3 separate regions of the Homo sapiens genome follow, and all the other regions are linked to region 1. Evidence: read pairs that join two places in POLR2A ChIA-PET (ENCODE). Cell type or tissue: CD4-positive, alpha-beta T cell. All regions are shown on one strand. Region 1 overlaps LOC105372738 (a long non-coding RNA gene). Region 2 has its middle 4.3 kb from the start of SAMSN1. Region 3 overlaps SAMSN1 (SAM domain, SH3 domain and nuclear localization signals 1).

What was found. Peaks named below come from ENCODE experiments on the same cell type or tissue, not always from the same donor. Only the 100,000 strongest peaks of a DNase experiment are listed, where the experiment ranks them.
Region 2: POLR2A ChIA-PET joins it to region 1 with 10 read pairs; 4 of 35 experiments call an interaction of 5 or more read pairs at or near these places.
Region 3: POLR2A ChIA-PET joins it to region 1 with 12 read pairs; 5 of 35 experiments call an interaction of 5 or more read pairs at or near these places.

What each region holds. Positions count from the first base shown.
Region 1 is chr21:14,674,931-14,677,430 of GRCh38, reverse strand. It overlaps LOC105372738 (a long non-coding RNA gene), which reads left to right. Exons shown (of 2, transcript XR_937589.2): 2 at 351-746. Among named protein-coding and RNA genes, the nearest start is that of SAMSN1-AS1, 94 kb to the right of the region's middle. In CD4-positive, alpha-beta T cell, no CTCF peak of the experiment used is centred here; DNase peaks (open chromatin) are centred at 1,060 and 1,470; H3K4me3 peaks cover 897 bases; H3K27ac peaks cover 2,232 bases.
Region 2 is chr21:14,549,397-14,551,896 of GRCh38, reverse strand. It overlaps a transcript of SAMSN1 not described here. Among named protein-coding and RNA genes, the nearest start is that of SAMSN1, 4.3 kb to the right of the region's middle. In CD4-positive, alpha-beta T cell, no CTCF peak of the experiment used is centred here; a DNase peak (open chromatin) is centred at 1,496; H3K27ac peaks cover 528 bases.
Region 3 is chr21:14,541,067-14,543,566 of GRCh38, reverse strand. The region is part of intron 1 of SAMSN1 (SAM domain, SH3 domain and nuclear localization signals 1); the gene reads left to right. Among named protein-coding and RNA genes, the nearest start is that of SAMSN1, 4.0 kb to the left of the region's middle. RefSeq lists an enhancer at 1,158-1,207. In CD4-positive, alpha-beta T cell, no CTCF peak of the experiment used is centred here; a DNase peak (open chromatin) is centred at 1,446; H3K4me3 peaks cover 1,921 bases; H3K27ac peaks cover 1,882 bases.

The sequences.
Region 1 (2,500 bases):
ACATGGCTTTCAGGGGAAGGAAAAAGAGAATGATGGTTAATGGAGGAAGGTTTAAGGTCAGAGATGGTGTTTTTTAAAGACAGGAATGGCTTGAGCTGATGTGTAGATGGCAGTGATATAACAGGTAGAGGCAAAGAGGCTGAAAATTCATCAACTGATAGTATAAGGTCTTTGTTCTGAAAGAGATAGCAGGAGGGAATGAGATCATAAGCAGAGCAAGTAGTTTAACCTCACATTGTCAAGTGTTGCTGACATACCAGACCCATGAAGGGATAAAGGAAGTCAGGAAGCTGATTTAAGAGGGATGTGATATTTGTAATCTCTTACTATGGGTTTTTTTTTTTATACAGGCATTCCTGTAAACTTATATTCATGAAGAAAGTCAGAGTACTTGTTGCAGATGCAATGCTAGGTCTTCAGCCATGTGCTATAGAAACAGAAGGTGACAAATATAACCAAGGATTGGGAGGAGAAAAAGAAGAAAGCCAATTTGGGAAATGAGACTGTAAAGTTTATAATGCTACTGATTTTCAAACATTTTCAGAAGCAATGGAAAGAAGAATGCGAAGAAAATGAGTTTATTTTCCAAAATGCTTTTTTTGTTATTGTTTTGCAATTTCCCTTTGTTAACATCATATAGGTTATGGGGGTTTCTGTTTTGAAAAAAATAAATACTGCACCGTGTGTGGATTGCTACTCAGCACTCAGCAATAAACAAGTCAATGAATGCTCTAGGTTTTAATGAATTCGGTTTTACTTCTTTACATCTACTTATTAGCTTCTCTACCTAAGATGTGTACACGAATCACTCTAACATCCAGGCTTCCCTGCAAATTAAAAACAACAACACAACACAGAAAACAAAAACCACCCAGAGCTCTCAAAATTAATCCTAAATATAGTTTTGCCTGGCCCCTGTGCAACGTACAGGCTTAGCATGTTTCAGTTTTTCAGGTCTTCTTTTTGGCGTCTAATTTCCTGAAGTTGAAGAGACAGCTGTCTGGGGGCCTGAGACTTAAGATGATGAACATGCAGATATCAAGGAAATGGTTTCCTTACAGCAACAGCTCCTTTTAGATCTGAGCATTTCCTCATTCTCACCTGACTGTAGAACATTACAAGTTTCCATTTGTGCTGAATTCAGATACATTCTTTCTTATTGGTGGAGGCAGTTAGGGTTAACTTCTTTTAGCCTGCTTTATGCAAGGCAAAATTTAATCAAAGTGATCTCCAGATTCCAGTAATATGACATTTCAACTGTGTATCCTGAAGAAAAACAGTGCATACAGATGTTTGCAAATGAAACCAGAGGAAAATACTAAATCTTTATTTTTTTCCTTAGCATTTAAAGAAAGCTTGTTTTTATTTCTGGACAATAACAATTTCTATGTTAGCCACTGTTTCCTCGTCAGTCTGAGAGAAGTAAAGCATTTTGTCTTCTCTGGCAGTTGGGGTTTCTAACGAGAGTCTGCTTATCCGCATATGAAAACAGGAAGTGCTGTTGGCTGGTGACTGACTTCCTTCACTTACTACCTGCTTGTCTAAAGTTTGGGCTTCATAAAATTGGTTCAATCTTCATGGTCCAAGTAAAATAGAAAATGAAGCAATTAACCATTTAATTTAAACGATATTAACAGTCTGAGTAATTCTAATATCGATCACTTTCACACCCTGAATTACTGATGAAGAAAAATCTATAAAGTGGAATATGGGTTATGATCCAGTGCCAAGCTGGGCCATTTAGGACATGAAGTGGACAATTTGGTTTAGTGTTGGCAAACAGCTAAACAAGCCATCTTCAATCATTTGCGACTTGCAATAGTAACTTAATGTTGTTTGATTTTATTTCATCTTCCTATTTCACTTTTTATGTTCTATATGGCATTTTTGCTTTTTAATAAGTAACTTTACACGTACTGAAGCAACTACATGTCACTTTGTTTATATATATATGTATTTTTTGAGATACAGAAAAGTCCTCTAATTTGCCTGTAAGGCAGTTTTGAAAGTTGTTGCTTTAGGAACAGAGGAGTGTAAGGAATCCTACAGAGAAAGTCCTAAGTCATATCTTGGAGATAAAGAAACTGAGGCCAAGAGAAATGAACTGCCTGAAATCAAACCACTGGTTACTGGTAGTTGCAGGCTGACAACAAAATGACTGCAATTGTTCTTGGTGTCTGTGTTTACATCCATTGCAATGTGACTTTGAATCTGACCATGCACTGTGACTTTCTTTGACTGATTGATAGAATTTGGAGAAAATAAGGATGCCAGCTCAGCAGCATAATTATAATATAACTAATGCATAATTTATTTAATTTACCTTTTCTTAAATTCCCAGAATATTTTATAAAACTAGCAGTTCTCATAGGGATTTTTCTTTTCACAATTTTGGCTTCCAGCTATCTGGCAAATTTTCAAAAATTTGTTTTCTTTGCTTGTATATTGTATAATTTCTTCGTATCTTCTACCTCATAAATCCTCCTAAAATGTTCTTTCC
Region 2 (2,500 bases), 130 kb after region 1:
TATGAGCTGAGGCTTTGGATTGAATCCTGACTCCACCACTTCCTAGCTGTGCAAACTAGACACGTTACCAAACCCCACCAGGAAGCTGAGAATGATAATATTAGTACCAGCTCATGAAGATTTTTGTGAAGATTATATTGAAAATATTTATAAAGCACACAGCATAATTTCTGTTATGTAATAAACACTCAAGATGACAGTCATTATTATTAATATTATTAACTTGTAGAATAATATTACTTCATGAAAATTACAACTTTTAATCATAAATGGATTAAATTTTATCATTATTTGTTATGCCAACCACAATATGGCCCTTATATGACTTTAAAACCACTTAGAAAGGAAATACTTATAATTTATTGAAGTAATCTGAGTAATTTGCATTTATTTTGAATCTTAAACTTTATCAGCCTCCCTAATTTTTCCAGTCACTTTGAACTGATACTACTCATTCTTGGTACCCAGTCTTCTCTTACATTCAAACATCTTGTAAGGCATAGATGTAATTTATGAAGTTCTTTGTCTCTTCAAGGCAGTTTTATCCTGTATGATTCTTTAGGTTCACCATTCATCTTAGGCCATTGGTCCCTTCTATTTATCCCAATGATCTGTTTCTTCTATAACTGAGATAACAAGATAATGTGTTACATTATCTCTTTGGAAATTTAAAATAAGCAGTAATTTTGCCAGGCCAGGCTCTCTAAGAGGCTTCCCAAGATATCCAGAGTATGACTAGCAACTCTAACCACTCAGAAACATAGTATTTTGAGCACATCAAGGGTAGATCCTTTTCTGTCAATACATTCTAGTTAACCACTTTGGCAGTATTTAAATTTGTAATGAGAAATAGCAATCTCAGATTCCAGGTACTTGATGTCCATATGAATGCTGCCTTTGTCTCCTATAGACATATCTACCCAAGGAGCCAAATCATCATTTATGCATAGAGCTTAAAATAAAAACAAAGGAAAATAGTTAAACACATATTTTGTTTACTGAAATCCAGCTAAAATTTGCATGATATGTTCATCTCCATGCAATAGATTATCTTGTCTGGAGAATTAAGATACTCAAAGCTCACTAAGCTCTCTTTTCCTTTAACTCAGCAACTTGAAAGGAACCTTCCAGTATTTGTCTGTGTTACTGTCTTTTTTCTATTTGAGGTAAAATGAATTTAGATTCTCCCTAACCTTCCTAATTATTTAGAAGTTGTTTGGGCATCACCTCATCCTTGTTAGTTGAATGTATGGGAACTCAGGCAATGAAACTCAGGCAGGGTCTTATAAGGAGAAGTCAACAGGTGGAATATTAATTTATCATGTAGACTTCAGGTCCGTTTTTAGAAGAAATTAATCCTGGTGATAGATATGCTTGATTTCACGTCTTGTTGGAAATGGCAAACCTCAGTAGCTCCCATCTTCTTGCCACTTCCTGTTAATAGAATCAGAATTTTATCTTCCCCTAATCTCCCCAAAACATGAGCTTGTCACTTCCTGGAGCAGGTCACCAGGAGAAGCAGAAAAGTCACTGCACAGCTTTTCAATTAGTAACACATTAGAAGGGATTTCAAGAGCTGGGTAGGGCTGGGTCCCTTAGAGAAAGGAATTAGTAAACAGGAACTCCAGACATAGAATGGGTAAGTGACTTTAGAGAGTTAGGAAATATAGGAGATTCACAAGGAAGAAACGGTCCCCCCACTTCCTTAACTCCTCCCATAGGCCAGGGGGAATATCCATCCCGTCATTTCTCTTAAACTCCCAAATCCAAACAAGGAGGTGTTGAGATGTTTAATCCACCTATGGTAAGAATAAGCTAGATAACTAGAGGAGGGTACAACACCAAGGCCCCTCTATATAGCTTGGCACCAACATCTGAATTATTAAATACAGAATTGCAGAGAACGTCATCAGATGGCAATGTGTACTTATTTCAGGAAACACTGAGAAAGAAAGAGTTTTTTTTTTTGATATTGTAGGATCTCCACTTCCGTGAAACCCCAAACAGGTAGGAACACAATATCCCCACTCAACTTCTTTGAATAAAATTCTCTTCCCTGTACTATAGAAAGAAGTCTACTCTGAGGGGGCCAAAAAGAAGAGAGGAATTATCAAGGTTAAGTTACTTTTATGATTGACTCCTTTTCTTAATCATAGATGAGTAAATTCTGCAGGTTTGAATGGAATACAGTTCTTTTTTCTATAAAATGATTATTCTTACATTAAATCTTAATTTCAGAGTTGGGTTCTGTGATGACAACCTTATTTTGCTTATTTTCAAATTCTTGAAATTGGTCTCTCTGTTTTCCTCCTGTAACAAAACACTTGAGGTATAGTCAGGAGTATTTTTGGTTAGAGTTAATAAAATATCCCTTGGTCATGGTTGACCCAGCAATACACAGAGGCATGCATAAGATTGTGCCCAACCAACTCTTCATGTTAGAGAAGTTTTAACTATTAGAGCAATGCAGAGAATCTACTTTCATTCTAAAAGATTTGAT
Region 3 (2,500 bases), 130 kb after region 1:
TTATTAGTATTTTCAAATAGGTCTTACAGTTATGAGAAGGTTCAAAACATTCATTTATATAATATGTAGCAATAGATTTTCAGTCCTATATCAAAAATAATTCATTATTTTCTTATATTCCTAAAACTTATCGATAAACATGTTCATGAATTTAAAAAGAGTAAGTCCAAATACATGTTAAAATACAGTTTTACCATGTGTAGTGTTATCATTAGTGTACCCTCTTTTTCATCCTTTATTTCTCTCTTTCTCTATTTTTAGTATAGGTTCTCTCCTTTGAATAGCTCAAAATTAAGAGTAGCATTCAAATTTATTGTAAGACACTTACAGTATAGGCTGAGAGGCAGAGACCAGAGATATTCTATAACAGAAACTGGTAAATTCTTGCAGAATTATTACAAAAGAAACCCATTGCATGTACTGGAATGTTAATAACTTCTAAGGGCTTTAATGTGTGTCTCAGAACTCTCTACTGTATACAGATAAATTCCAAATTAGAAAAGAAATAGGAGAATAATAGTTAAGTATTCTGTACTTAGGTTAGTTAAAAATAGGCTTGCTTAACATACATGCAAGGTACTGTTATCTTTATTCTTGAATTTTGCCTTTACCTTGGAAACAGAGTCTTGCTCTGTCACCCAGGCTGGAGTTGATGTGGTGCAATCACATAACCCTAACCCTAACCCTAACCTCCTGGGTGGACTCAAGCTACCTCCCATCTCAGCCTCCTGAGTAGCTGGGACCACAGGCACCATGCCACCAGCCCAGCTAATTTTTAATTTTTTATAGAGATGAGGTCTCCTTATGTTGCTCAGGCTGGTCTCAAACTCCTATGTTCAAGTGATCTTCCCATCTCAAACCACCTCAGCCTTCCAAAGTGCTGGGATTACAGGCATGAGCAACCACAACTGGCTGTTTTACCTCTTACTACTAGTGTCCATTACTGATAGTGATTTTAAAAACTTTTAAGCATATACAATATTCAGATTTGATGAGATGTTATTGCATTACACTCTATAAATGCTTAAATTATAGAACATAACAATTTTCCTTGTCTGTTTTTCCAACTAAAATATTTTATTTTTCTATATTTATCATTGGTTTATTTTCATGTCAGTTGCTGTGCTTACAGCTTTTTGTACACTAATTTATTTAATATTTGTAACAACTGTGAGAGAATGACTCTTATTTAGCCTCATATGTAGAGCCTAAGGCATAAGGAAGGTCAATTACCTTGAAGAAGACACAGAGTTAGATGAAAAATGAAACTGACATGAAATATGTTAATTTCCAATACTTCTGTTCTTAATATACTGCCTTTATAAGCAACAGGACTGTAGATATTATTTCTGTTTCCACCTGAATTGCCAGCTAAAGTTTATGGAGATCAGGGAAACCATGTCTGTAAGAGCGTCTGTAAGTTTAGAAATCGTCATTCCTGTCTCTGACTATGCAGGAAGTTCATCAAAGAAATCTCTCTAGGCGTCCACACACATGTCAACACCTACAATTGTAAAAAAACTTTCTTTCTTTTCCGTTCGTTCCTTCTTTCTCCTTCCTTCCTTCCTTTTTTTTTTTTCAGGGTCTCATTCTGTTACCCAGGCTTGAGTGCAGGCACAATCACCACTCACTGCAGCGTCAGCATGCCTGAGCTTATGTGACTCTCCTGCCTCAGCCTCCCGAGTCGCTGGAATCACAGTCCTGCACCACCATGCTCAGCTAGTATTTATATGTTTTGTAGACATGGGGGTTTTGCTAGATTGTCCAGGCTAACAACTTTCTTAATATTCAAATATTTTAAAAAATGACCTAATATTGAAGTAAGCACCACATATCCTCCCTCTGCAGCTAGCATAATACTTTCAACGTAGTAGACTCTCAATAAATATTTGTAAAGTGAATGAAGTTTCTTCAGTCTACTCTAGGGGTGTCTAATCTTTTGGCCTTCCTGGGCCACACTGGAAGAAGAAGAATTTTCTTGGACCACATATAAAATACATTAACACGAAGTATAATTTATGAGCTAAAAACAAACAAACAAACAAAAAAAACCACAAAAAATCACAAACAAATCTCATAATATTTTAAGAAAGTTTATGAATTTGTGTGGGGCCACATGCAAAGCCGTCAAGGCCACATTCAAAGCCATCATGGGCTACAGGGTAATACACCCTTGGTCTACTACATACAGCCTGGTTCAAGTATGGATACTCACTCAAGCTATGTACTTTTTTTTTTTTTTTACAGGATTTTGTTTGTTTTATCTGTCTTTGTTTCTTTGTTTATTTTTCCATTATTATACTTTAAGTTCTAGGGTACATGTGCAGGTTTGTTACATATGTATACATGTGCCATGTTGGTGAGCTGCAACCATTAACTCGTCATTTACATTAGGTATTTCTCTTAATGCTATCCCTCCCCCCTCCCCCAACCCCACAACAGGCCCTGGTGTGTGATGTTCCCTGCCCTGTGTCCAGATGTTCCCATTGTTCAATTCCCA